7 separate regions of the Homo sapiens genome follow, and regions 2, 3, 4, 5, 6 and 7 are each linked to region 1. A link is a loop called in an ENCODE intact Hi-C map of the cell type or tissue named here. Cell type or tissue: B cell. All regions are shown on one strand. Region 1 overlaps EBF1 (EBF transcription factor 1). Region 2 overlaps EBF1 (EBF transcription factor 1). Region 3 overlaps EBF1 (EBF transcription factor 1). Region 4 overlaps EBF1 (EBF transcription factor 1). Region 5 overlaps EBF1 (EBF transcription factor 1). Region 6 overlaps EBF1 (EBF transcription factor 1). Region 7 overlaps EBF1 (EBF transcription factor 1).

Region 1 (4,000 bases):
GAAAGGAAAAAAGAGATCCAGGGCCTTTTGTTAGTCAAAAAGCTAGGGAAAGGCGATAATTAACCCATTTTTGTAGAGAAATCATTTGGACAAAAGTCAAGGGATTTACCACCCTGTCAATTGTTAAGTCTAGATAAGGACATTATATTCCACGGCACAAAGGGTGACTGAGATGGTGAATGGAAAGTAGGCCACTACTACTACTTTACCTCGCATCTGAAAAAGGACTTTTTTTTTGTCCTCCTGGTACAGTGATGGACTAAAGAATCTTCTCCCCCTTGCACTAAAAACATAACTTCAGAGCCTGGTTTTTGCATTTTGTTAAATATTCAAAGGTATTGTGCAATTAGCATGTCATTAATGAATAATTAATTACAGCTAAAGCAGCCCTCAGATTTTTGCAGCTAAATTATTTAAACAGCAAATATAACAATACAATGCAATGCTCTCATTTGGTGTTTTGTTATTGCATTATTTGAAGGGAACAGCAATATTACTTTTCATTAGTTGCAAGAATTATGTGCAACAAAAGCTGTTTTCATTTTTTTTCTTACCTAAAAGTTGCTTCGTGTGCCCTAAAAGGGAAAATTAATTCAATTCAGATTAGATTTCCTAAGAATTAATTAGCTGCAAATATCTGAAAACTGCGGCTAGGGACATAAGGCTTAGGTATCTGAACTTAAAAGAAAAAAGTAAGCCTATTTAAACCTGTCCTTTAAAACAACTTCTGCACCAAAGTACCTTTTTTTTAGATATTTGGTTACCACTTTTAAAAGAGGAAACTTGTTTAAAAATCCTTTTTTTTTTTTAAGCAAGTGAGCATTACAAAGCTCCCCCTAGTAAACAGTCAAGAGTTAAATAGAAAGTAATTTGTTGCTACTTGCAGACATACATCACTAGTAAGACATGAGTTTATATTTATAAGCTGCACATCTGGGATCAGTTGACTTATCCATCTGCTAACTACACCAGTAAACAGTATGTCTGGGACCGTCAAACCCTTGCATCCATCACAAATTCCTGCTTTAATTGTGTGTTTACGTGGCAAACCTCTGCTTAAGTATATTTGAAGACTGTTTTAAGCAGTTGTAATTGCTCCTTTCTTCTTCATATTAACTTTAACACATTTTATTTACCATTATGACAGGCCGCGATTTTGCAAGCCTCATAGATAGATAAATGCCAGAGATCATCATGCTACCCAGGAAAAGGCAGCAGAGGGACAGAAACCGGAGCTGTAACCTGTCCAGTCCGGAGAGTTTGGGCCTCTTTCACAAAATCCAATGACTTGAGTCACAAGTTCAAATCTCAGTAAGGCCAGTTTAATCCTCCACTGTCTTGAACTCAGAAAGTTGACAATCATACACTTTCTTTTTGAGAAAGGAGCAGAAGAGAGGGAAGGGAAGATTTAGGGGGAAGAGGCAAATCACAGTTTGGAAAGATAAAATGGTGCCAGGAGTTTTCCATCTTTTTCCTTAATTAATCTGCTGTGTAGGAGAGGTGCATGAAAGCTTGAGAGATTTGTAAGGGTAGAGATTTTTCAAGCCAGTGGCAGAGGGCTGGAAGTTCTCAGGAGCCCCAGAATCAAAGAGGAGTATAGCCTGTGACTTGACTTAATTTTTAACCCTGGTTTTATAATTGAGTTTCATAAGCAAGCTGAAAACACAGGCTCAGAAATGAATGAATTCAGAAGAAATAAAAGGCTACCTTCCATAATTAGGGGAAAAATATGCACCATTCTCTGCACAAAAGCGGGGATTTTACTGTATTTTTCCCAATCTGCCTTTCACATTTATATGAATAGCAAGATGTCAGATTTCACACAATGTTGTTAAACCTTTTCTCAGGTTTAGGGAACTGAAAGTCGTATGTGCCTGTGTAATATTGTGCTGATGCAAATAGTTAAACTTTTCTACACGATTAACCATCATTTTCTCAGAGTATTCTGTTCACAGCTTTCTTCCAGTTTCCTGATACATGTTGAGATCTATGCCCGTGCGGCTGATGGGGTGGCGTGGAGGTTGTAAACTGAAGACCCACCGCGAAGCTAAAGAGTCACTCTGACGCAATCTAGTTAAATGACAGTATGGCAGTAGGCCGTTTACCCAGGCCAAGGAAGCTGTGGCTTGTCAAAGACATTAAAATCCAAATGTGCCAGCAACGGTGCCAAATGTACTCTAGGCCTTGCAAACACATAATCCAGACAAACTGAATTAAATTGCAACCAGTTTATAATTAATTTGCTTTTGAAAGTTGTGCCATGAGAATAAATGTGCCAACAATTATTTGCAATGAATTGTTCTTAGGGTGCCCCCAACTTAATAATGCCTCTGTAAGCAAGAGAGGGTTTGGTATTGGTTACTTGTATTGGCATTGGCTTCTAACCTAATGAGGGGGTACGGAGAATTTAGAGACAGATTCCAGGAACCTTAACCTTTCTGTCAACCTAATGGAGTCTGTTACCAATGCGGTCAGTAGCGTGGCCCTGTGGCCTCCCTGACCTCAGATGCCAGCCTCACTCTGCCCAAGATGCTAAGATTAGAAACATATTTATCTCGCTGAGGCACTGCCTTTCTGGACACCATTTTGTAAGCACAAATATTCACGGGAAAGGTAAAAACAGTAAGAGACTAAGGCACTAATGCTTCATGTGAATTCATTTCTCATACCATTTTTCTCTAGGACTTACGGAGCCAAGCAAAGTGTGAGCCCTGAGTACATATGAACAAAAAACTAAAATAATGTAAAAAGAAGAAATAATCCTGAAACTTAACATGGAGTGTTATGTGCCAAGCATTTTTTTTCCCCACCAATCCTCAGGGGAAAAAAATTACAGAGAAGTAATTGGGCCGGGCGCAGTGGCTCACGCCTGTAATCCCAGCACTTTGGGAGGCCGAGGAGGGCGGATCACGAGGTCAGGAGTTCAAGACCAGCCTGGCCAACATGGTGAAACCCCATCTCTACTAAAAATACAAAAATCAGCCGGGAGTGGTGGCGGGCACCTGTAATCCCAGCTACTTGGGAGTCTGAGGCAAGAGAATCGCTTGAATCCGGGAGGCAGGGGTTGTAGTGAGCCGAGATTGCACCACTGCACTCCAGAATGGGCAACAAGAGCGAAACTCCATCTAAAAAAAAAAGAGAGAGAGAGAGAAGTAATTGCAGAGTAGATGTATATTAGAGGCCTCAGGACTTAGAGCTAAAAAACAGCAGACGCAGGATTCAAACTGAGGGCTAACTCAGCAGCCTGGGACCTCCACCTTCTGCTTTTCATATCAACAATGGCCATATCTCACTGCTCCTCTCTTTCCAGAGCACAGGGGCCAGAGTGAGACCTGGAATGTGACTGACTTTTAGACCAGAGCTGGACATCAAAATGAATTCCATCCCATTCTTAATTGTCACTTTGGAAGACTGCTTGAGAGCATTTGCAGCTCTTCTTGGAAATCCAGGCAGAATGTTTTGAGTTCATCTCAATATAGTAGTTCCCTTACAGGGACGCATCATTTCTGATCTAAAATGATCTTTAATCGACTGATGTTTTACACCAGCCTCGTTATCAAATTACTGCTGGCTGTTTCCGAAACTCAGATCAACCCTCAAAGAGTAGAAGTGTGCTACCATTGAGGGGAGTCACAAGAAGATGCTGCAGGTTCAGCCAGCAGCTGAAAGGAAGAGTAGCAAAGAGTTGCTTAGCAATGGCTTACCAAAGGAGGAGTACCTGCAGGCCATTGCTTTGTTTATGCAACAAATACTTATTTCTTACAGTTGTTACTTATTTGTTACAAGCTCCTGCTTGAATATGCCAGATACTGCATTAATTAAATAAATATAAATGTGTGTGTGTGTGTGTGTGTGTGTGTGTGTGTGTGTGTGTGTGTGTGTCTTTCAGATTTAGAAATTTGCCCAAGGTCACAAAGCTAATAAATGGCAAAGGCAAGATTTGAACCCATGTCAAACTCCAGCAACACACTCCAGTCCACAGTCTTGTAGTACCAAGGAG
Region 2 (4,000 bases), 57 kb after region 1:
TTCAGATAATCCTGTGTCCACTTTGTGGTTCTGTCTGTCCAACAAAGAGCGCATGTTTTCTGTTAATTGTTTTATAGTGTTAAGAGACCCACACAGAACTACCCAAATTGTCTTGCACAGTATTTCCTCCTTCAAAACCTACCCTCAACCTCGTGATTGTGTGGAACTTGACAAAAGAGCCTCGTTTAAGAAATGCCACTAGAAGCCAGTTAACAATAAAATATCACACTTTCTTTACTATGCCAGCCCTGGTCTTAAAGTATCTTTGTAAATGATCATGTCTCCTTAAACTTTAGAGTGAGAATTCATACTATGAATACGAAAAAGATGGCAGACTTACTGAGGACAACTTCCTGTTATCCAGGAGATAACTATTTTAGACATCACACAAAAAACAAGCAAAAAAAATTAGCTGGGCACGGTGGTGCACACCTGTAGTCCCAGCTACTCAGGAGGCTGAGGCAGGAGAGTCCCTTGAGCCAAGGAAGTCCAGGCTGCAGTGAGCTGAGATCTGCACTCCAGCCTGGGCAAGAGAGCAAGACCCCATCTCAAAAAAAAAAAAAAAGCAAAAATAAATTAAAGATGATATAGTACGTGATATTAGCATAGCTGACACTTGTTTTTTCATGCAAAAGAAACGTGGAAAACCTCAAAATTATTTCATTTTATCTCTGCATAATTTGTGGTTAGATTTTGAAAGTGCATCAGAACTTACTCCCTTTGCAATTATGTATGACTTACTCAAAATCTAAAATTCAGGCAATCCTCAAAATATTAACCATTGTACCAAAATACCAAATACAGGCTTGACACTTAAGTACTAAGCTAATGCTGAAATCATATTTGAATGATGATGCCAGGTGAGCATGAAAGTATACAGCCCGAAAGAGTAAAGTCTAATTATTGAAACAAAAGACAGAAGTTATGCTAAGTCATGGGCAAATTTTCAATAAGGTATCTGACCAAAAAAAGTCACGATATCCTCGCAGATGAGATGGAGATGAGTAGGAGGGTGGACAGACACAGACAGAGGAATGTAGTTTGCAGAATTCTGATCTGGATAAATAACCTTACCTACAGAGGTTACCAAAAGCTCTATGGGCAAATGCAAAACCAATTTCTGCTCTTGCAACACCTTCAGTATATTACCTGTCCACTATTTACACAATTGCTTCTTCTGTGTTCTATTGTTCCAAAAATTATTTATCTTTTTGCAAACAAAGAGGAAATGGTCTATGCTAGGTTTAAAACCCCGGAAAATACTCCCCCCCAGAAGCATGACTAGTTTGCATCTTTTGGACAGCTAAGATCAAAGTGATTTAAAATGTTTATTTTTAAAGTAAACCATTTATACTGATCTTTGAAAAAGCTCTTTCGCCCTTTAAGAACTGTATTTGTCTCCACAACTCTTTTAGAGACATACTAAAGTCACACTACATTCAAGATGGCACCATCAGAATTGTCCTGCCTGATTTATCTGACACCATCTCAATGTCAGCTCCACAGGGAGTAGATCCAAAGGAGGGCAGGGAAACGCATAAGGCTGGACCTGTACAGCAAGAGCCTCCATGAGCCCCGTAACGAGATGATGTACGCCACAGGGCTCTTTAATTGAAAAAAGCTGCAAAGAAACAATACCAAGGGGAAATCATAAACAGTGTTTTTTGGGATCACTTAAGAAAGTAACCTTCGTGAATCTCCAACTTCTGTTTACAGAGAAGGAAGTTACAACTTAAAGTCCAGTTCCTTGCAAATTATAGACACACACCATAAAACAGTAGATACAAAATGCCACAAAGACTTTGCGGGGAGGGTGAGCCCTGCTCCCTTTCCTTTTCAAATCTGGAGTGTGATTTGAATTGCATCAGGGTCACCGTATCTGGAGGAGTTTTCCCAGCCGCCTAACTTTATTTCACATCTCAAGCACAACGCTTCTTTTATGAAAACCCAGCTTAAATATTAATGCGTGTTTTCTTAAGGAAGTTGAAGGCAAATCAACTTCCTGGTACCCAGGGTATCTGATTTCTAAAATGGTCTAACACTGATTGTCACAGCTCCGCCAGATGTGAAGGGTGAAGCTCTGTAAAAAACGGAAAGGCCAGCTTTCAGGCTCTCTGCTGTGCAGGTCCCACGCCTCCCTGAGCTGCATCCTCTGAGAGTATATTTTTGTTAGCTGGCTGCCGGAAGCCCTCAACTGCCCGAGTTGTTTTGCGATCCTATAAGGACCTTCCCAGCCCTGCTGTCAGCCCTGAAATTAAGAGTGTGTTTGTGTTGGTAAGTTTGGGGGGCTGGTTAAAATAATAAGTATTTTCATCAACATCGCTGTTTCAGCAGAATGGAAGCGGGTGGGGTACCAGAGCAGGGCTCCAAAGTTTGCTAAAAAGCCTATTTTGAGAAAACCTTTGTTCTAAATACTCTTGTTACCTCCTGCATCAAGAAACAATGTCTTTTGTTAGAACCCCCCCTTCTCTGACTGCTGCGTTTGTTTACTGACATTTTCAATACTGGGCAATACAAAGAGCATTTCCTCATATTAACTCCAAATGTCACAAAGAACAAAATCTGGTTCTAAAGAAGCCTGTCTAACCAGATAAGATGGGTTCTGCTAAGAAAAAATATAATGAAAATAAATCTTGCGCTTTAATGTGGCCCACATAGCCTTTGTGGAGCCTTTTCTTTGACTTTCTTGCTGTGTCATTCGGAAGCCACTTGGCTTTGCATCACTCTAACCAAGAGAGACCTTACTGCAATGACCCTGGTCTCTGCTTAGAAAATGCTGACATGTGGCCGGGTGCAGTGACTCACGCCTGTAATCCCAGCACTTTGGGAGGCCAAGGCAGGCGGATCACAAGGTCCAGAGTTCAAGACCAACCTGGCCAACATGGTGAAACCCCATCTCTACTAAAAATACATAAATTAGCTGGGTGTGGTGGCACGCGCCTGTAATCCCAGCTACTCGGGAGGCTGAGGCAGGAGAATGGCTTGAACCCAGGAGGCGGAGATTGCAGTGAGCTGAGATCGCGCCACTGCATTCTCGCCTGGCAACAGAGACAGACTCTGTCTCAAAAAAAAAAAAGAAAAAAGAAAAGAAAAGAAAAGAAAATGCTGACATGTGATTTGAAGAACATTTGGCTTCCATATTAGTTAAGAGTCTAATCATGGCCACTGCCATGGGCTGAATTGTGTCCCATTCCACTCCAAAATTCATATGTTGAAGTCCTAACCCCCAGTACCTCAGAATGTGACTGTATTTGGAGAGTCTTTTTTTTTTTCTTTTTTTAGACAGGGTCTCACTCTGTCACCCAGGCTGGATGGAGTGCAGTGGTGAGATCTCAGCTCACTGCATCCTCAACCTCCCAGGCTCAAGCAATCCTCTCACTTCAGCCTCCTGAGTAGCTGGGACTACAGGCAAGCCACTATGCTCTGCTAATTTTTGTACTTTTTTTTTGTAGAGTTTTGTAGAGAAAGGGTTTCGCCATGTTGGCCAGGTTGGTCTCAAACTCCTAGCCTCAGGCAATCCTCCCAACTTGGCAACCCAAAGTGCTGGAATTATAAGCATAAGCCACTGCACCCAGCCTTGGAGACAGGGTCTTTAAAGAGGTCATTAAAATTAAATAAGGTCATTGGGGTGGGCCTTAATCCAATATGACTGGTGTCCTTATAAGAGGAAGACATTAAAACACAGACATGCCCAGGGGAAGACCATGCAAAGGCACTGGAAGAAGACGGCGTCTACGAGCCAAGGAAAGAGGCCCTCAGAAGAAACCAACCCTAACAGCACTTTGATCTCAGACCTCTGGCCTCTAGAAGTGTGAGGAAATAGATTTCTGCTGTTTAGGCCACCTGGTCTGTGGTACTTTGTTATGGCAGCCCTGGCAAACCAGTGTGCCCATCATGCAACTGCTAAGCTTTAAATATATATTTATATTAAAGTCCTTTTTGAGCAGCCCTTCTAAGTTACCAGAGGATGATCCATAAGTAATATATGAATTTTCAAATT
Region 3 (4,000 bases), 78 kb before region 1:
AACTAAAAGAAATTTTAAATAAGATGATTTCCTTATCACCTAATTCAGTGCTATTTAAAGACACCTACAGGTACCACTTAAAAGCATCCAGCAGTATGTAGGTATACAGTGAGAAGTACCACCACCAGCAGTATGCAGATCAACAGTGAGAAGCTGCGAGTTGGCTAATATAGGTATGGGAAAGCTCACATCACACACATAAGGGAACACAACCTGTATGATGGAAAGAAGGCTAGAGAGAAAATATTGATCAGCCTAAAGAGAGGAGATGGAGGATTGTTTGTTAGTGATTTGTATAGAGTTGGAAGTTCCTAGGCCAGAGGAAAATTCATGAGTTTCCACTGGTAGAGGAGAAAACTAGAATATATCAGCAGATTATGAGCTGCCATGAATTTTTCTGTTTTTCCTCTTTAAACATGGATACTGATAATGAAATACCAGAAAAGTACACTCTGTGGTGAATCTGGCTTTTGATATTTATTAACATTAAATGGACTTTTGCAACTAAATAACACCAAAAAAAGAGAGAGGAGATACAACTATAGTATGTTCCTATAGCATGTTCCTACCCTCAAATAAATATCAAGAATATAATCTATGTGGAAGAAAGATCAAGTTGGCAGAAAAGGGAAAGGAGAATTAGGAAAGCAAAATAAATAGGTGCAGAGAAACTGTCACACAAGTGAATTGAGACTCAGTATTTAATTAGGGACAGCAAGCTTGCAAGGCTCTTGGTAAATGTCTACCGAAACCAACCACGTGTTGGTTAACACTGAGACATACAAACTGATCAATAGTACAAAACAAAAGGGCTCAGGTATGCATGTAAAGTCATACATCATTTCAATAAATTACGCTGTGTGTAGACAGGTTTTTTTTAGAACGATCATTCTGAGATCAAGAGCTAAATCATCTCAGCCACATCTTGATTTCTGCAAGACTCGGCAGGAATTATGAGGCTTAACAGCATTCTGACAATTAGCATATTATAAATACAAAAATGATATATTAAAGGGAGAGGAGGAAAAAAAAGGCCAGTGTTTTACACCTACAGTAATATAATTCCACTACTTAATGCAAAGTAACAGGCCTCAGAGTGTTTGGGATCCTCTTGTATGGTGTTATCTTCTCTATCAGTAAATGAGACTATGTGAACAGTACAACCTATAAATAATTCAAGGCCTGAGATGGCAATTATAGAACCATGCACAACTAGCATGAATATTTTATGAAGGCTAAAACAGCTCTCAGAATGAATCATGGAGAGATGAACACACACAAGCACACACACACACATACACACACACACACACACACACACACACACACCAGGCAGTTTTGGCCAAATTGTATTTCCAAGACAAGGCCTCTCTTTGATCTCTAGAACACCTTTATTTTATGGAAACAGTGATGATAGTTACATATTTTTCTTTTCTTGAATTTATTTCCTAAAATCCAAACAGAGGAATGAAGGTATGAATTTGTCAATAGGGTAGAGGAGCTTGAAACCGAGGAAGAAGGACAAACAATTTTTAACCTGAACTTCTGCAGATAATTCCAAGTGATTTTTTTAACCTTTCCAAATGGACTCTACAAAAAGTACCAAGTTCCAATGTATCAAAATTGAAACTGAAACCAGTGTCACTTCATGACTCAAGCAAGAGCACTTCCTATCCGAAAACTTCCCTCATATACATAAGCTTTTATTTCTAATTAGTCCTTGAGGAATACCTGTAATCCCTGCTTTCACTACATTCATAAGACAAAACAAATATTACTGAGCCATAAGCCTGAGCAAACAAGCTACTATATTTAAAAGTAGCAGCCCAGATGTCATACTCTATTAGGAAATGAGCAATGCCTAAGTTCTGAGCTGTTTCTGTAACCAAAGGATGTGCACAGCTGAAAAAAATGAAATTATATGAATTCACGTCTTGATTTCCCTGTGCAATGTACTTGTGCTATTTGAATAAGAGTTAATATTCATTTGAATTTTACAGAGATTAGCATTCATCATTTTTACCTGCCTCCTATTTACATATACCCAGATGATATCCATGTGGTTACACAAAACACCATTGTTTTCCTAAAGTCAATTTTAGCATAATTCACTTTCTTAATTACAACCTAAAACTGTAAAGACTTTTCCCAGTCCCTCCACAGAAGAATCTTAAATTTATGACCCTTTTGGTATGAATATGTGTGCTTTTCACTTCATTACAACAACAAGAATGGAACTTTAGGACTCTAGGATCTTAGCACAGGAAGGAACCTTAGATATCTTCTGATCCAACTGCTTCATTTTGTGGATGCGAAAAGTTTAGAGGCCAAAAAACTGTTCCATGGCATATTCGGTATCACATGACTAGTTGAAACACTACGGCCAATAATATAAAATATAATAATATTAGCAGGAACAAAAATCAGTAACAACCTCAAGTATTTACAGTGAGCTTGCAATAAAGCAGGCACTGTACTTTGCAGGCACTGTCTCCTTTAGCCTCCCAATACCTCTAATAGGTAGTATTATTATTGTCTCCATTTAAGGATACGAAAACTGAGGCTTAGAGAGATTCATGTATCTCTACCCTCAATCCCACGACCCCTTTTCCCTCTAGTGTACTCTTCAGGAAGTTACATCAGAATTCTCTATTTGAGTCTTGGCTAGAAGAAACTTTCATTACATGGACCAGTTATTACTGGAGACTTCCTAGATGGGAGACACACTGATGTTTTCGGTCTCACTGAGCCTGCTGCTTTGTGAGACCTCCGAGGGCATAGAGAGAAAAGGAAGCTCCTACAACCTGTACTGCAAGAACTTCAGGAAAAACAACATCTTTCCATAAAAAGTTTCACGTTGCCCTATTATTCAGTTTAAGAAGTTCAGAGCCACTGTTCCATGGGCCTGCCTTTTGTGTTCAATTTGGAGGCATGAAAATACCTTTAGAATTTGTAAATCTCAAGGCAACCGAGTGAAACGCCACCTACCGCAGCAGCTGGAGGGCAGGCCAGTGTTATGCTTTGATAGCCCCCTTTCGATTGTATTAATACAAAGGAAATTAAAAAATAGCATGATTCTCTCCCTTTCTTCTGCTCATGCCCAGCTTTGGATTTTCATAATAGGAGGGTAACATTTAGAGGTCTTTTTTACATTCGTGCACTAACCTGGTACAAATAGAAGTAAGCTGTTTGCTGTTTTCTTTTAGGTGCTCCAAAATATGCATGACTTTAGACCACAAAGTCAGAGAAATACCCTGTTTTATTGTAAAAGTGTAAAGAACTGAGCAAGTGAACTGGCTTTTGGCATGTATTTTCTTGAAGCCTCTATCTCCACCAACTCCTTTTCCTACTGCACCCAGATTCACTTCAGTTTTCCCACAGTTCCAAGCCCACAGTTCCAAGCCCAACTCTGAGAAGGTGCTGAGAAGAGGAAATCCAGTAACTGAATAACAGCCACTCTCTGGACTCTTGCCCCTATTCTTTTTGTATCCTCTAGGGAGCTACAGTGTCACTTACTAGGTGCATGCCCCTGAATGGGTTAATCTTTTCTTTTCCTTATTTCGACAGCCATGTTTACCTTTTGAAAAGGCGAGCAGAGGCACAGTATGGCACTGGAGTGCTAACTGCTAACACATGGGCTATGCTACATCTCGGCAAAAATTTCTCTCATACTTGTACCAGCGTCCCAGCCAAGATCAACACCATGAGTTTGATTTTCTTCATCATGAATTGACAGCTTATTTATCTCCATGGAAGAACTTTCTAAGCCCTTTAGGCACCCAGGCAACTTAGAAGGCATTCAGCTGACTGTTCAAAAATATTATTGCTTCATCAAAAATAGAGACTAAATTATTTCATTCCTGTTAGGCTGTTCTCTTTCTAGAGAGACATTTTAGTGACCCTGAGTTATGATAATAGTTTATAACCAAATACTACAAACGCACACACACACACACACTTTCCAATTGGTATTATATTTTGAAAACCTTTTTAGACCTAA
Region 4 (4,000 bases), 260 kb before region 1:
ATCTTTTGGTCAGAAGTCTCAAACTGACACTCTAGGGGATTCTGGACTTAGTTTGGCCAAGAAAGTGTTTTTAAAACACTGTTTTTAGATAAGTTGCTGACATTTTAAAAATGAAAATTTTATGCCAGATTTTTAAATAATCTAGTAACATATCTGGCATTCTTGAGAAATGAAAGATGGGCAACACTGGGTCCACATTCTCACATGGGAGCAATTGCCTGGAGCAAGTGGGATTCTCACTTTGGACAGAGCATGCACTTGCCAGTGGCCCCAGCCCTCCCACTCCCTGTCTGGTTGTTTTTATCCCTAGTTTACCCCCTCATTTTTTGTTTTTCTTGAGATGGAGTCTCGCTCTGTCACCCAGGCTGGAATGCAGTGGCACAATCTCGGCTCACTGCAAGCTCCACCTGCCGGTTCACGCCATTCTCCTGCCTCAGCCTCCCCAGTAGCTGGGACTACAGGCGCCCACCACCACGCCCAGCTAATTTTTTTTGGTATTTTTAGTAGAGACAAGGTTTCACCATGTTAGCCAAGATGGTCTCAATCTCCTGACCTCGTGATCCACCCTCCTCGGCCTCCCTAAGTGCTGGGATTACAGGCGTGAGCCACCGTGCCTGGCCCACCCCGATTTTTTAACCAGCATAGCCCCTATGAACAAATATGGGGCTGTGAGTTTATGAGCCTTGCCATAGGCCCTACAGGCAGGAACTATGGCCCATTTGCTTAGTGTACCTGGCAGCTAGCACAGTACCAGGCACGTGGTAGGTGCTCAGGACATGTTCTGAATTGAACTCCCAAGCCCCACAGTCTCATTGTGCACATCTGCACACTCCACTCACATAGTTTTTCTGTTCCTAAATGTACCTTATGTGCTCCAAAGCTCAGTGTTCTTACACCTCCCTCATTTCCTCTGCCTAAGGGGCCAGGCCCACCTGGTTAGCTCCTGCTGAGCTTTTATACCTCAGCTCAAATGTTACTTTCTCTGGAGCCTTTCCCAGCACTTCAGGTTAAATCAGATCCTGCTGCAATGTACTTTCAGAGCATTGTAGACATTTTCTTCATTACCATGATTCGTTTGTTACAGGCACTTGAGTGGCTGCTTAACGTTCATTTGCCCCACTCAAGTATGAGCTCCAAGTGGGTATAATGTCACCATGGCCCACCGATGTATCACCATGTCTTGCCTAGCACCAGAGGCATAGGAAACGCGCAAAGTTTACAAGCATGAATGAATAAATGAACGATCGAGTGAATGAGCACTTTCAAGAGGTAGCCCTTAAAGACTGTAGGGGCCAGCGTGTCAGAGGTGTGGACGTCAGCTGTGCTCTGTGGAGCATTGTGGCACACCTGTCTCAGCCTGGCCGACCATTCTAGCATAATTTGAATATAAGTGTGTCTTTTCTGAGATGGTGTGCATCCTGAGAAAAGGGGCCTCTTGTTCAATCTTTATCTTCTGCATCTAATACAGGAAACTATATCAAACACAGAATTCAAAAGAAACATATATTGAATGGCCACACTTTTCAGCAAGTTTCTTTAAAAGGATGGCAGCTTCTCTAACTTATATATCACTCTCTTTCATTACTCAAATCGGGCTATATTCCAAAGCCGAAACAGTGCCCACCACATGTGACTGTGTTGCAGCCATCCTATCACCTCTGGCCATCAAGTTTCCGTTGGCCTACAGCCTATCTGCTGAGTTTTTGAGGCATTTTACAAGTATCATTAACCTCATCATGTTCAATAACTGTAAAAGTAGGAAAATCATTGAGTGTGCATTTAGAAAGACTCATGATCATGATGGAATTTAAAGTGAAACAATTTTACATGAGTAGGTACCTATCTAGTATTTGTGGAATGTTTCACTCCTGTCCAACAGGAAAAGTATCTTATTCATGTGGGGTTAAAAAATATTGATAACAGAAGGCTCAGTTCACACATGCCTCCTCATCAATGAGCCAGGGCACATAATTAGTTGACCAGAAGGCTCGCTGGGATTAATTAGCAGCTGTGTGTGAAAAGCTTGGTTCAGATTTGTAGCACGAAGGATAGGGGTTCTAGAATGGCCACTTCCTGGATTCACAGTTCAATCACGCAGGAGGATCTCAGGGCTTGGCTGTTGAAGTTGCTGGGGGCTCTTGGCTCCTATATGGACCGGTGTGGGCATGTGCACATCCAGCTACCGCCGGCAGAGGGCAGCAGTACGCTGCGCGTGTTCAATTTGCATCCCAGATTAGCAAATCCCCAAGGACCTACATAAGAAAGAGGGTGTCCCAGCACTACCCTAATTCCTTTTCACTGGGTATCAAGACTGATCTGAGTCATTGCAAACACAGACCTTTTACATTATGTTGGACTTTGGCTCATCTGAAATAGAGAAATGAATACACAACTAGGAGCTGCCATCACAGACAGGAAGTAACTTTAATTAAATATTGTGAAAGTTGAAAAGTTTTTACAGCTTGAATTTTTGCAAAAAAAAAAAAAAAATTTAACAATCTCTACAGTAGTTAGGTTCTCTAACAATTGAACTGTACAGTGTGTGTCTATTCAAAAAGTTTTGATAAGAAGGTGAAAGGTTAGTAGATTTAGAGATGACTTCATTTAAGCTGCATCCTAGTACAATGTGAGGCCAGGGCAATGTTATGCAATCCAGTCATCCAGAAGCTGTATTTTTTCCCCCAACACTGAAATCTTAATTTAATTCTTCATTTCATTTTCTTCTTAAAGCCATATTCTGTATTTAGGGGAACATCTTTTATTTGTAAAACTTTTGTGGAGAAGAAAGAGGATCAGAGGGCCAGAATGTCTTTTCATCTAATCAATAGAAATAGAAGCAACAAAACACAAATTATACACATTTTAAAGGCTCTTTGGACTTTCAAGAAGAGTTCTAACCACTGCACATGGCTGACAGATGGGTAGTGTCTGTTGTCAAGGTCTAAGCCGGACACCTTCCCGGCTGACCGTTCATTCCTTCAGAAACAGTTAAGGGGCTCACCAGATAAAATATGGCTTTAACTTGTGTACATCTTCAGGCCAGCGCTTACCACGCAAATTCAGATAACCTTTCTGAGTACCGAGAAGCAATGCGTCCACCTTGCTTACATTTTCCAGTTTTTTTTATTATTATTAGTCATCATTATTATTTCTCACCATGAAAAACAGCTTTCCTCCCTCCCCTACCCTCCCACAACTCCCCTCCCCCACCCACCCCAACCCATAAAAATCGCACTCTTGACAGCCTAGTGAAAACCATTGCAAAATCCATATGGGGGCATGCACAGTTGCAGCATTGTTGTAAATGATTTCTTGCTCTACTAGAAAAAGTTACATTGTCTTAAGGTAACAAAACAGTTCTTTTGTGCTTTTCGATTTCTTTGTTTTTTTTTTTTTCTTTTTTTCTTTTTCTTTTTTCTTAGAATGTTAGTGATGACTGACAGTTCTGGTGCACAGTTACAATGTACAAGTGAAATGAATATGATTTGCATTGTTAAGGCATCCAATCTGCTGGTTTATATTTATGTGAAAGACAGAGGAAATATACAAGCAGACTTAAGAAAGAAAGTATGTTCATTGATTTCTATGAAGTTTCTCCCTAGAATTTAATGCACAAAATGCGTCACTCCAAAGGGAGAGATTCCATGCATATTAATAGAGTAAAACAGCATTAGGGTTGTTTTGTAAGCTTCCAAAGCAAAGGATACATTTTTTTTTAAATCTACTGAACTAAATACTACAAGAATAATATGCTACTATTTTTTTTTTTTTGCCATATATTGGAAAAAACTTCTTAACTTACAAATAATACAAAAATAGACAATGACTTTTGGGTGGAAATTAAAAAAACTGAAGCATGGTTTATAACAATACTAAAAATAACTATAAATGAAATGTTTAAAAATCACATTGAAACAGCTAATACAAGTGTAGGTGACCAAACAAATACGCACTTTTCACGTAGCAAACATACACAATAAAATAAATTGGGGGTGGAAGG
Region 5 (4,000 bases), 180 kb before region 1:
TGCGAGGTACTATCCCCTTAGGAGGGAGGGAGGAAAGGATGAGGGGAGTAAAGAAAAGAGAGAGGAAGGCGAAAGGGAGATAGGAGAGATGGGAGAGCAAGAAGAAAATAAGAGGGATAGGGAGAAAAAACGGAAAACTTAAAAGTCATAGTAAAAGATGTCAAGTTCCACAGAGCATATGCAGACAAAATAGCCCCTCCTATGTGCAAAGCAACGTGTTATGCATTGGCAAAGGATGTGGAGTTATTCTGGGCACAAGGTACAAACAGGAAGTATTTCCACGAAGAATTCTCATTTCGAAGTTAGTTCACAGGCTAATACACAGGAATGTGGGTTAGTCCTTCCACAGGAACAGGAAATTGGGTGAAAAATGTTTGGAATTGGAAAAGTTAGTGGTAGAAAAGATCTGATAAGTGACCTAACCAGACATCTGAGTTGTTAGATGATCATTCATCAGGGTTTTCACCAACTTTTGGGGGGTCAGGTGGTGTACAGCTCTCAGGGTACCCCTAGGCTGCTCAAACCTTGTCCTGGTGTCCCATTCTTTCAGTCATATATTCCCCGAGAATATATGAAAATTCTTACAGAAAATATAACTAGAATGAAGGCAACACATGCATTTGGAATTGGCCGCTTCTTATCAGGAAAACCAACTACAAAAACTTTGAGGAAGCAGCTAAAGGTGCCTAAGAGTCTTTTATTAGCTTCCAAGGCTACTTAGGGATTAGCAGGAGAGATCACGATTCGAAAAGATCCAAGCCACTTAAAGATGTAACACCTGCAAGAAAACAAGCTGTGAGAATAATAAAGGTATTAGGGAGAGCCCTTACATGGCAGTGAGGTTATAGTGGATTTAATTCCCACTGGACTGACCAGAAACGATAATAGGGCTTTGAAATCAATCCTGTGATTAGATAGTGTTTTTGTTTCCTTCTCTTAGAAAACATTTATTGAAAATTAAAGTCAGCCTTGCCCTACATTTACATAAGAATAACTGGACACAATAAAGTAAGATCTAGAAAGTGCTATTGAGCTTTTCTGCTTCTAATCCAGTCAGGATTCACTTTCCAGAGTCTGTGACTCTGATTGGACAAACACAAGGGCATGGCACATTAGCAGCTATGGATTCCTCGTGCGTCTCTGGTCTGAAGAACCAATGAGGGAGAGATGTACGCTTGCTTACCATCCTTACAAGGGGAGCCAGCTTGCAGGCAATCTGTGCTTGGTCAGATTCTTCCCTCCCCAAAAGGTCTGCCTTTATTAGTATAGATTAGGCCATGCTGTTCCTGCCTTTTTTCTTTTTTTTTAATGTTATGGACTTTTAGAGACATTTACATCTACAAATGCCAACTCTCTCTTGCATACTTTAAAAACAGCAATAAGGCCTTAGTTTGGGGTGTTACTTTTCAGCTCAATAATATTTTTCAAGGGAAAAATTCCAAGTGATATTTCACTAACAAATAAGAGGGTTAGCTCACCCAATCCAGAAAACCAAGCCTCACATCTTGAAATACTATGGATGTTAAAGAAAATGAAGTGTGAACTTCTGTGGGTGGACAAAGGAGGGGGCCGTACATTTGCAATGATCTGAGCAGTTGTTTGGATACAAAGAACAGAGAGGTTTTATGAGCCATCTCTATACCCTTACTATTAAGTGGTGACAGCAGAGGTAAACTGAGTAAATCACAGAGGCCAGTAGCCCCAGCCATGAACAAGCAACGCATGGTAGAGGCATTTAATGCTAATGATCAAAAGGTCCATGTGTAGGTCACCAATGAACACAGATTCCCTTTCATCAGAAATGATGTGATGTCACAATAACTGTTAACAGCCAAGTAACTATACCAGAGGGGAAATCATTGTGCCAATTTCTTCAGATTTTTATTTTTCCGATATGGGGAGAGGTTAGAACTCTCTTCTAGAATATTTAAAAAAAAAAAAAAAGGCTTCTTGTCTGGTGCCCACAGTTTGAGGCCAGATCACCAGAAGCATTTTTTCATACCTTAAATTTCCCACAGATGTATACATGTGCATATGCGCCAACTTATTGCTCTTACCCTTAACTACTTTTCTAGGCTTGAAAATCCAACACTTTTTTCTTAATTCCAGTGTGATATAGATTTTCTAAGATGTGATTTCTTAAACTGATGGCAATTTTTTTTTTTAGTGTTTAAAAAAACTCCAAATAATGATGGATCCCTAGCTCTTTTCTCTTGAGAACTTAAGTAATTTAATGAGGGTGATTTTTTTTTCTAACTTTTATGGCCAGGTGGCTCTAGGGGATATTTTGTTGAAGACTGATTAAAAATAATTTCTTCTAAATGAGACCTGACCACAAAATGGAACCATTAATGGGCAGGGACGTTGTCACCAAAGCGGAAACCATGCCTGATTGCCTCCTGTACCTCCCACCACACAAGCATTTTCTTCTTTTTCTTCTCCTTTTCTTGTTCTTAATAGCTGAGTAAATAAGCAGCCAGCGAGGCCTAATGTTTTCGGCCAAAAACAGAGTCCAAACTTCTCAGAGAAAACATTTGGCCTCTGTGGTTTTGAAATATGTTCCAGAACACCGAGTTCAGTGGGGGAACATTGTGAAAAACTCCCATCCATTGGAATGATGCTGGGGAATGTTACAGTATCAGAAGTTTCAATTGGTCCTTTTCCTGCAGCCCCATAATGAGACTTGTAAAACACACACACACACACACACACACACACATGCACACAGACACACACACACACACACACACACACACACACACACACACACACACTGCTATGTGGAAGTTCTCATGGGAAAAATGAATGGCAAGAAATCCTAGCTTTAAAAGAAACAGCTAATCTGCTAGTTTGATTATTCTTCAAAACTTACGCTGAACCAATGAGCCTAATTAAAAACACTTGGCCTACTTCTATAAAGCATCATAGCTTTCTCTACGCTTCGTTTGTATACACCACAAAACTCCAGAAAGACTATTATTTTTTCAAGTGCTCACTAACAAAGTGCTGACTTTGTTGGGATGGCTGAGCTAATTTCTTGAACTCAGTGTGAAACCTTAGCTAAACAAAATTGTGGTAATTTTCCTTAATTTGTAAAAGTGATTGGAGTGCAAACAAAATTTTCCTCTTGGGTCAATCCTATAATTTTCAGTTAACTAAAACTAATCGTCAGGCAGGCACCAAACCTGCATTTTGTTTAAAGGGCTGGGAGGCATTTCCAAGGGTCAGGATGCATTAATTGTTTTTATAATTTCGAGAGAGAGAGAGAGAGAGAGAAACTGGGTGACTAAGAAGTATGTTTGGTTTTACTTCTAATATTGAAATACAAGGGAAAGATGCTCTGAAGTAAAATGTCACAGAAAAATAAAATTCGTCCACTTAATTGTATGGTTATAATTACAATTTGTTAACTGTTATCCCTTCACTGCTCTGTTATCTCTTTGTGTGAAAGCAACTTCCGCTCTGTACTTAATCTGGTCTTGTGGTCTTTTACTGAATGGAAAAGGAAACCTGGGACTAGTTCGTGGAGACAGCTACCACTATCCAAGGATGACTGACACTAAGCAGAGGGCCCAGAACCGCACTCCACCTGTGGTTCTTTGAGCAGCAGCATCAGCCTCACCTGGGATTGCTTAAGAAACAGGATCTCAGGTTCTACCTAGACCTACTGTAGCAGAATGTGAATTGTAAAAGATCCCTGGGTATTTGGTTTGCACTTCACAATCTAGGGATCTCTTAGCGTACACATTGGGCACTCAGCCTTTATACTTGATGTCATTCCACAGAGATGCTGCCTGGTTCTCTCTGTCTGATGGGAGGGAATTCACATTCACTCTGAAACCCTAGCTTCTTGCCGCAAGGCGGATCCATGTGCCAAGGCTGTTTTGGGAGGACAAAAATGCAGCATACTTGGAAAGAAGGCACCAACCCAGAATTAAATATGAAAACTACCAATTGTATGTAATACAAGTGCCGTGAACAGGCTAGAGGAAAGACGTAC
Region 6 (4,000 bases), 96 kb after region 1:
AGATGCCTCCTACACCCAAGTACGCAGTAGGTACTCAATAAAGAAAAAAGGATGGACTATCAAGCTTCCCTCCCCATAGGAACTTTACACTCAGCTTCTATAACAGATGCATCTGGTGCCTACCTCACATCCCTGTGTCCCACCTCTGACTTCAGCCACATGTCTGACCCTGACCACAACCTGCTATGTCGTGGCTTCCTTCCACGGCATGCCAACTCTGAAGCAGATGCCCAGCCTGCACACCAGCACCCTGGGACAGCCCTCAACCAAGAGGGGACAGGTGCCAGGAGATAATGCTCTAGCCTCTTGTACTTCTGGAGCCTGGCTCTAGGAGGCACATTTTACTCTGTCCCTTAGAAGATTCCAATGGGACCATGTACCAGCCACAGCAGTGACTCTGATAATACATCACTGCCTTACTTTTTCTTCCTTGCCTTTTTTCCCTCTTCTCTCTCCCTCATTTCCTGCTTCCTAAGATCATGCCCATATAAACTACCTGCATCCAAATCCCTGCTGAAGGTCTAATTTCTGGGGAACTGCAAACTAAGAAAGCCTCTGATCTAAGCCAGCCATTTCAGGATCCACAAGAGACTCTTTCACTCTGGCTGATGAATTCCACACCAAAAACAGGGTGAGGGCCGTTCAGCAACTTTTCAGTTCTGTTGTTCTCTGAGGACATCTGTGGATGTTTTCAGTGGAAGCAGTACACAGTAAGTGCTAAATACACATGTCTTCCAAATTAAATCCAGGTAAAAATCCAGCTTCTTCACAAGTAGTAAAAAGGAGGTAATAATGTACATGGCATCCCAAATTATTCATTTTGTCACACCATTCCCCTGCATTCGTCAGGATTTCATTTGGCTCCTTTTTCCAACCTTAGCCCAGCATGCTAGCAGGTATTTATCAATATATTAAATGCTACTTAAACTTCCTAAAATGATCCCAGAACAGTAAAGGGGAAAAAAGCTTCTGATTTAAAGCTAAACATACACAGCTATCCATTAGCATGACAATGTCTGCATTTTACTTAGACATTGCCATTAATAATGAAATGATGTATGATTTCCACTCCAGCAGCTCTTCCTTCCTTGCACAATCAATTATACATTTAAGAAAATACTTAGTGGATAGAAAGCTCCTCTAATTAAGCATCACTTGAGGGAGCTTGTGAGATTCTTAAAACTAGAAAAGATATCTCAGAGAAGTAGGATGGTGGAGGGAAAAAAAATCCACTCAAAATGTTTGAGTCTTGATTAGACAAACTCTCAGGCATTCTGAACCACTATGAAAGGAAAAACTCACACACACATATATTTTAACCCAATAGACTTTGAGGCGAACTAAATATTCTGCAAAATGTAAAAACTTTCTCTTTGTTCCAGCTAAGAAGCCAGGACTAAATTGAAATTAGATATTTTGGTTGAGATCCAGCCCCAGCCCCAGAATTGCTGTCCCTTTTTTGTCTTCCCTGTCAAAATCATTGAGGAGTTAAGATAGTTGGTTCTTCAGAACTCTGGAAATTGTCCAACGTTAGAATCAAATAGAAATAGCATAAGATTTCCCAGAAGGCAAAACAAGGATGGTTTTCCTCACTAAAATTATTACATATCACATCGTGTTCTTGGGAGGGGTGCTTATCTGGTGATAATCTCCAGAATGATTTTACATCCCGGTTGTCCTACAAAACTAACTCTCTCCGACACAGCACAGCAAATTCATTCAATTTGGTGGGTCCTAACGCTTTCTCTTTCTCTCCCTCTAGAGGCAGAAAATGAAGCACTAAATAAGGTTTAATTTCACGGCATTAAAAACAAAACCAAGGATAAGCCACTCTGACAGGAACAGAAAGCAGGCCTTGGAAGAAGGCAAGGAGTATGTCAAGAAAGTGGATACAGGAGAACCAGGGGACAGCGGGGAGAGAAGTAAACAAGAGGTTCGTTTCTCTTTCTCTCTCTCTCTCTCTCTCTCTCTCTCTTCTCTCTTTTCTCTCTCTCTCCTCTCCTCCCTCTCTCTCTCCTCTCCTCCCTCTCTCTCTCCTCTCCTCCCTCTCCCTCTCTGCATTGCTCTTCCTCTGCCCCTGTATCTATGACTCTGTATCCCTGTCTGTCTCTTCCTCTTGTTCTCTCTTGACTTCTACCCCTCCATGCTTCCCCACCAGGACCATCAGTCCTCCCACAAGGGACTGTCTCCCCTCCTGCCCAGGTGGCTTCTCCTACAAGAGGAGACAACAATAAATTTCCAGGACAATGTACGTGGTGTGGGTGTGATAAACATGTCACCAGAGACAGCAGATGTCCCTTGACTTTAGTGACTTGGCCTTCAGAAGCCCCTCCTTTCTCCAGCTCCCCTGGGCCCCTGAGTCTCAGTCATAGCTCTCAGAACTTTGGTCAACTGTGCTAGGCCACCAGTTACTTTCTGCACACAGGCCATAAGCATGTTTGTAACATACTTGTGCATGAACTCCCTTATAAGGGTTGACTGACTCCTGCCTCCGTTCATCCTGCTAGCCAGTCTGGCTGGGTTCAGCCAGGAGCCCTCCTTCCCCGCCAAGGCTTAGAAGCAAACTCAGAAGAAACCCAGCGGCAAGCAAGAATTGCTCCCGGAGGGAGTAGTGGGTACAAAGCTGGGTGCCTGTGCTCTTTTTAATTCCCCATTCTGGCAAAAAGAAAACCTCAGGTCTGACTTTAGAGCCTTTGACACATAATTGGTAGCCAATTTTCCTAAGTGGTGAGTCAATTTTCTGCTTGTGAAATGTAACTTTACCCTGGTGAACACCAGGCCCCAGGGTTTTCAGTGTGGCTTAACAGCAATTATACGAATGTTAGGAAGGGGGGAAGTGTTAAAGTCCCTACATTTACATTTGTTTTTTATGTTTTTACCTCTTAAAGGGATAGGAGAAGTCTCCTAACCAAGTAACCTATGAAAAACTCACCCAAAGACAGGCACAGGATATCCTGGGAAGGAAAACCATTTTGAAGCCGCACCACAAAGGGTTCCTTTTTTTTTTATTTTAATTCTCAAATATTCTCACAAGTAGTGAGATGTCACGGGGAGGGCACAACATTTAGAGGTCAAGGCATCCTTTTCCTGGTTCCCCTTGGGCTACTTTCTTTGCTCCCACCCTGTCCCCTCTCTCCCCTCCCCAGCCCCCCAAACAAATCCCCCGGTGAGCGCTAGGCCCCGCCTCGGGCCGCATTCCCTCCCCCTCCCCCCCGCTCCCGCAGCCCCCCACCCCCCCACCCCGCCGCCCGGCGGCTGACGGCTCCCGCTCCACATGTGCGACTCGTGTTTCGGCTTTCGCTGGCGACAAACTGGAGCCGGGGCCTTTCCGCTTAGGAGGAACTCGCTACGTGTCGCTAACAACAACACAAACACCGCCGGCCCGGCTCGGTGCTCCGCTGCCCACAGTGCGCTCGGCACCAGGGCTGGATTTATAGCAAGGAGCCCCGACTGTAAGAAGTAATTCATGAGTCCCCACAATGCCACTACTGAGAGGCATTCAGAAGGGGGGGCAAGACACGGGGTGTTCCTGCTCCGTGGCCTCCATCCCAGCCGATCCCGCTTTGCAGTTGTGCACAATCACAATCGCAGCCAGCAGTTTGCCCTCATTCATTTTGCACTTTTTCTTAATAGAGTGGGAGAAAGTCATCTCGGCCACCACCACCCTTTTATCACAATTTGTTGAAACCCCAAGAGGCTTAAAATACGTTCTTTTGCCATTTATAGTTGTAACAGTATTACATACAAATGTGTACACAAATCTGCGTGGTGCACACATACGCACAGGCTCATAAGACACACGCAAAAAAATTATTATTATTATGGGCTCTTCTGGAAGATTTAGTATATTTGTTTCAGAAAGACGTAAGAATTTTAATAAAACTAAACCTTATTTGAGAAGTATCTACCATGAACGCAATTTTGGAAAGGTGCAATAGGAACTAAATAACTGCTGTTAAAAATCATTTAGCTGAGAAAAATATGCATGCTAAGAATTCCA
Region 7 (4,000 bases), 56 kb before region 1:
AACGGATCACAGAATTTCCATTTAATTATCCACTGTTGAATAAGATTTGCTATATTGATGGGAAGTTGAGTTTTTTTTCCTCAACTATTACCTATTAAATTGTAATCTCCAGAGGGCACAAGCTTTGCCCATTTCTTTTCTTGTATCTCCTTTATACACGTTTCTGAAAGATTAAACACTCAATAAATGGTTCATTCAATAATAGTAATCGCTACCATTTCTGAAGACCTGTAATGTACTACATGCTGACTGTTTTTCATAATTCTCTAATTTAATCTTGTTTTAGGGGAATATTATTACCCACAACTTCCTGATGAAAAAAATCAAAGCTTAAGTAACTTGCTCAAGACCACACAGCTAAGTGGCAAAGGCTGGGACTCAAATTGTATGATTTCAAAGTTCTTGTTTCTCTGATGTTGTACATATGTGTTGTGCATATTTACACACATAGGATAAAGTCACGTGGGTGGTTGCTTTATTCTCCAGGATCTCACCATCTTCTTTCATTACTCCATTAAAATTGTCTCTGTAGGCCAAATGACTCCAATAGCTCTTTAAAACCTCTTGTAAAATAAATACCCAAAGAATTTCCACTTTTGATATTTCATTTCTCTCCTTGGAAGATCAGAAAAAAAAACTGGTTGCCCCTACCCCTGCCCACCCACCTATCCTATCCCAGTGGCACAAACAGAGTTTCAGAGATGTGCCCAGTTCTTATAGCTAAATAGTAATGGAGGTAGAATTTGGGTCCCTTGATTTCAGCCCAAGACACACCGAACACAGAGGCATTTTGACAGCCAGTTCATATTTGTTAAGGGTCTATTAGACCCTTAGTATTACTGCAGGGCAACTGAAATCATTCTTGCTCTCATTCTATTATAAAGACATATATGAACGTGTATGTTCATGCAGCACTATTCACAATAACAAAGACATGGAATCAACCCAAATGCCCATCAGTGATAGACTGGATAAAGAAAATGTGGTACATACACACCATGGAATACTATGCAGCTATAAAAAGAAAGAGATCATGTCCTTTGCGGGACATGGATGGAGCTGGAGGCCATTATCCTTAGCAAACTAACACAAAACAGAAAACCAAATACTGCATGTTCTCACTTACAAGTGGAAGCTAAATGATGAGAACACATGGACACATAGAGGGAAACAACACACACTAGGGCCTTCTAGAGGGTGGAGGGTTGGAGGAGGGAGAGGATGAGGAAAAATAACTAATGGGTACTAGGCTTAATACCTGGATGATGAAATAATCTGTACAACAAACCCCCATGACACACGTTTACCTATATAACAAACCTGCACATCCTGCACATGTGGCCCTGAACTTAAACGTTAAAAAAAAAAATCATTCTTGCTCTCATCTAGTTGAAAGGGACAGTTAACATGCATATGTGACTAAGAAATGAACTGTGCAAGTTGATGATACTAATTAACCACAAGCAACAGAATTTCATAGAAGCCACCATCCAATGGCAAAAAGAGCCACAAGACTTAGCTTCAAGTTCAAGTTGTGCCACTGCCCCCACAGCTGTTTTGGTGAAGTCACTTTTTCTTCCTTTTATAAGATGATTAGTTTGGAAATGGAGAATTATGTCTTGTCTCCAACAGTGAAGAGTGGTGTGAGCTTTGACAGTGGAAAATGGGGATATTAATACTACCTCCACTGGACTGCTGTGAGGAGGAAATGAGACAATGCACAAAGGGTACTGGGCGAGGCATCTAGAGGGCTCAACAAATGCTGGCCATCACTATTTGCCATTGAAAGATCATTGCTGATTCTAAAACTGTGTAAAAGGGAATCTTTTGTTGGAGTTTTGTTCCCCAGAAGACCCTAATCTCTTGCTATTTAAGAACCATGACTTTTAAGTTTACCCTTTGTCTTTAAAACATTTTTTTTAAATATCAAAAGCAGCACTGTTATTATAGTATATATACTTAGCTACTGAAGACCAGAGACATCTATCTTGGGTCTGAATAGCCCCTGGTCTTTTTTGATATCTCCAGGTGCTCTCCTTTTACCAATATTTGCATTGGCAACTGTTCCACATCATTACTAATCATTTGACATCAGACTTAAGAATTTCTGACGCTGACAGAAAAGTTCTTCTCCCTCACTATCCTTTCTCAGAAATTACTCATTGTAGTCAAATGTGCCCAAGTCCCTGAAGCATATGTAATAAACCACCAACCAGAATCGGAAGTTCTATCCACCTTCAAACATTTGCTCTAACCTTAGAATGGGATCTTTCTTTTTATTTTTGCAATGCAACTTTTATTTTTCCAAACTACCCAGTACCAGAGGTTTTTCTAACTGGGACATTTGTTAGCCTGAGAAATATAGAAAACAATTGTTGGGTATAAATTCACATCACATTTTCATTTCCTTCACTTCTGCTATTTTCAAAACCTCAGACTTTCCACTGGTAGTACTGCACTCAGTGTGGCTGTCATCCACGCACTAAGCGGGGGATTATCTTTTTTGTCTCTCAGGAACCTCGCTTTTTTATTGCAGATGCAACTCTAATAGGCAGAAGTTGCCACACAATCCAACAGTGAAGATTTAGGAAGGATCCACGTTACAGGGCAGTGAAAGACTGCCTGAGGTGGTGGTCCTACCAGCCCTGCAAAAAGAAATGTGGGAACGAAGCTTAAAACAGCCCTCCCTCCCTACAGTGACAACACAACCTGCTTACAAAGAGCAGCGATAACAAGGTTTCAGCCCAAGATGCCCCAGTCATTCCTCTAATGAATGCAGAGGAACTATCAGCAGCCCAAGACTGTAGACACACAGTATACTGTTCCCCATATTGTTGAATACAAGATGCGTAAGTTATTCAATAATGTATCTGAATAATTACGTGAAAATGAAAATTACATATTAAACTATTCCAACAGGTGCCATTTTAAAATAAAACAGTTTCTGCCTTGCATATGCCTAGAAAATATTGCAATTACTTGTGAGTTAAAGCACGTACACTAGTACAAAAATATACCACCACTGGCACTGAAAACAGGCCATGGCTAAAACCATCCTAGATGTCTAATGATTTAGCATAAAACATATGTGATAGTGTAAGAGATAATCCTACTATGTTTACATCTTGCTTGTGTAAGTCTGTCAGTGGGCAATCACGAAGCAGAAAGGCATTCCCGAATGGTGGGAATCACAGGAAGCAGTAATCTCATCTGGAATTTAATAGTCTTTTTGTGTGTGTGGTTTTGATCATTTTCCTTTTATGAGTGCCGTGTGCACAGACTCTTGATTGTTTCTGCAATGGAAAAAGAAGAGGATGTCCCTCTGAATCCCAATGATCTGCTTTGGCCAAAATCAGACACCAAAGCTGTTAACGGGAAGAACACTTGCAATATAGGAAATCCTATAATGTAACGACCAATGCAATTGGTTAGAAACTCTTAATACACTCCCAAGTTGACAGAAGATGGCAGCTCCCACTGACAACTACACAGCCAAGCCTCTTCATCCATTCTATTTAGACCGAAGGAAAATGAAGAGATATTGAATGGAATATTCTAAAAGTTCTGGGTGGTCAGAGCCATGTGTTTTAGGATGGCCATTTCCATGAGAAAGGTGCGGTTTTGTGGGCAAACTTTTTAACCCTCTTCTCTTCCTACCACCCCCTACATCACACAATTAAGAACCGTGGGTGGGAGAAGATGGATTGCTCATCGCCCTCCCACTCTGTGGCCCTCTTTTGGATGGCATCATCGAACCCAGATGACAAGCTGGGAGGCAAGAGGCTTCCAGCAGCAGCATCTGGCCCTCTGGCAGATGGTCAGGCCCTCGGGTTCCCGGCTTGGGCTCCCTCCAGATGTGTCTCATGCTTGTCCTGTGTGTGAGCTTCCTCCTACCGCTGCAGGAAATTTTTCACGTGAAGACATTTTGAACCAGAAGAATTGGCACGTTCTTATCTAAGAAGATGTTCTTGTGTTTTTCCCTCTGGGGTTATATTTTACA

The links. A loop is a pair of places that touch in the nucleus more often than their neighbours do. Peaks named below come from ENCODE experiments on the same cell type or tissue, not always from the same donor. Only the 100,000 strongest peaks of a DNase experiment are listed, where the experiment ranks them.
Region 2: it touches region 1 in a loop (4-fold over the local background); 6 of 110 quality-filtered maps call a loop at or near these places.
Region 3: it touches region 1 in a loop (3-fold over the local background); 3 of 110 quality-filtered maps call a loop at or near these places.
Region 4: a loop joins it to region 1, with 3 times the contacts of the local background. A loop is called at or near these places in 4 of 110 quality-filtered maps.
Region 5: it touches region 1 in a loop (1.9-fold over the local background); 2 of 110 quality-filtered maps call a loop at or near these places.
Region 6: it touches region 1 in a loop (2.6-fold over the local background); 4 of 110 quality-filtered maps call a loop at or near these places.
Region 7: it touches region 1 in a loop (6-fold over the local background); 2 of 110 quality-filtered maps call a loop at or near these places.

Annotation. Positions count from the first base shown.
Region 1 is chr5:158,952,196-158,956,195 of GRCh38, forward strand. All of the region lies in intron 6 of EBF1 (EBF transcription factor 1), which reads right to left. Among named protein-coding and RNA genes, the nearest start is that of EBF1, 150 kb to the right of the region's middle. RefSeq lists enhancers at 1-359, 2,032-2,161. In B cell, no CTCF peak of the experiment used is centred here; DNase peaks (open chromatin) are centred at 1,124 and 1,966; H3K4me3 peaks cover 2,285 bases; H3K27ac peaks cover 3,749 bases.
Region 2 is chr5:159,009,222-159,013,221 of GRCh38, forward strand. The region is part of intron 6 of EBF1 (EBF transcription factor 1); the gene reads right to left. Among named protein-coding and RNA genes, the nearest start is that of EBF1, 89 kb to the right of the region's middle. In B cell, no CTCF peak of the experiment used is centred here; a DNase peak (open chromatin) is centred at 2,100; H3K4me3 peaks cover 1,736 bases; H3K27ac peaks cover 3,773 bases.
Region 3 is chr5:158,873,760-158,877,759 of GRCh38, forward strand. All of the region lies in intron 6 of EBF1 (EBF transcription factor 1), which reads right to left. Among named protein-coding and RNA genes, the nearest start is that of EBF1, 220 kb to the right of the region's middle. In B cell, no CTCF peak of the experiment used is centred here; DNase peaks (open chromatin) are centred at 1,672 and 2,972; H3K4me3 peaks cover 2,184 bases; H3K27ac peaks cover 3,933 bases.
Region 4 is chr5:158,693,515-158,697,514 of GRCh38, forward strand. EBF1 (EBF transcription factor 1) reads right to left here. Exons shown (of 16, transcript NM_024007.5): 16 at 2,406-4,000. Among named protein-coding and RNA genes, the nearest start is that of LINC02227, 290 kb to the left of the region's middle. In B cell, CTCF peaks have their summits at 2,212 (motif pointing right) and 2,416; a DNase peak (open chromatin) is centred at 2,207; H3K27ac peaks cover 509 bases.
Region 5 is chr5:158,773,056-158,777,055 of GRCh38, forward strand. All of the region lies in intron 10 of EBF1 (EBF transcription factor 1), which reads right to left. Among named protein-coding and RNA genes, the nearest start is that of EBF1, 320 kb to the right of the region's middle. In B cell, no CTCF peak of the experiment used is centred here; DNase peaks (open chromatin) are centred at 2,366 and 3,573; H3K4me3 peaks cover 1,936 bases; H3K27ac peaks cover 4,000 bases.
Region 6 is chr5:159,048,207-159,052,206 of GRCh38, forward strand. The region is part of intron 6 of EBF1 (EBF transcription factor 1); the gene reads right to left. Among named protein-coding and RNA genes, the nearest start is that of EBF1, 50 kb to the right of the region's middle. In B cell, a CTCF peak has its summit at 1,801 (motif pointing left); DNase peaks (open chromatin) are centred at 1,875, 2,275 and 3,385; H3K4me3 peaks cover 2,223 bases; H3K27ac peaks cover 2,624 bases.
Region 7 is chr5:158,896,221-158,900,220 of GRCh38, forward strand. All of the region lies in intron 6 of EBF1 (EBF transcription factor 1), which reads right to left. Among named protein-coding and RNA genes, the nearest start is that of EBF1, 200 kb to the right of the region's middle. In B cell, no CTCF peak of the experiment used is centred here; DNase peaks (open chromatin) are centred at 2,291 and 2,431; H3K4me3 peaks cover 712 bases; H3K27ac peaks cover 2,760 bases.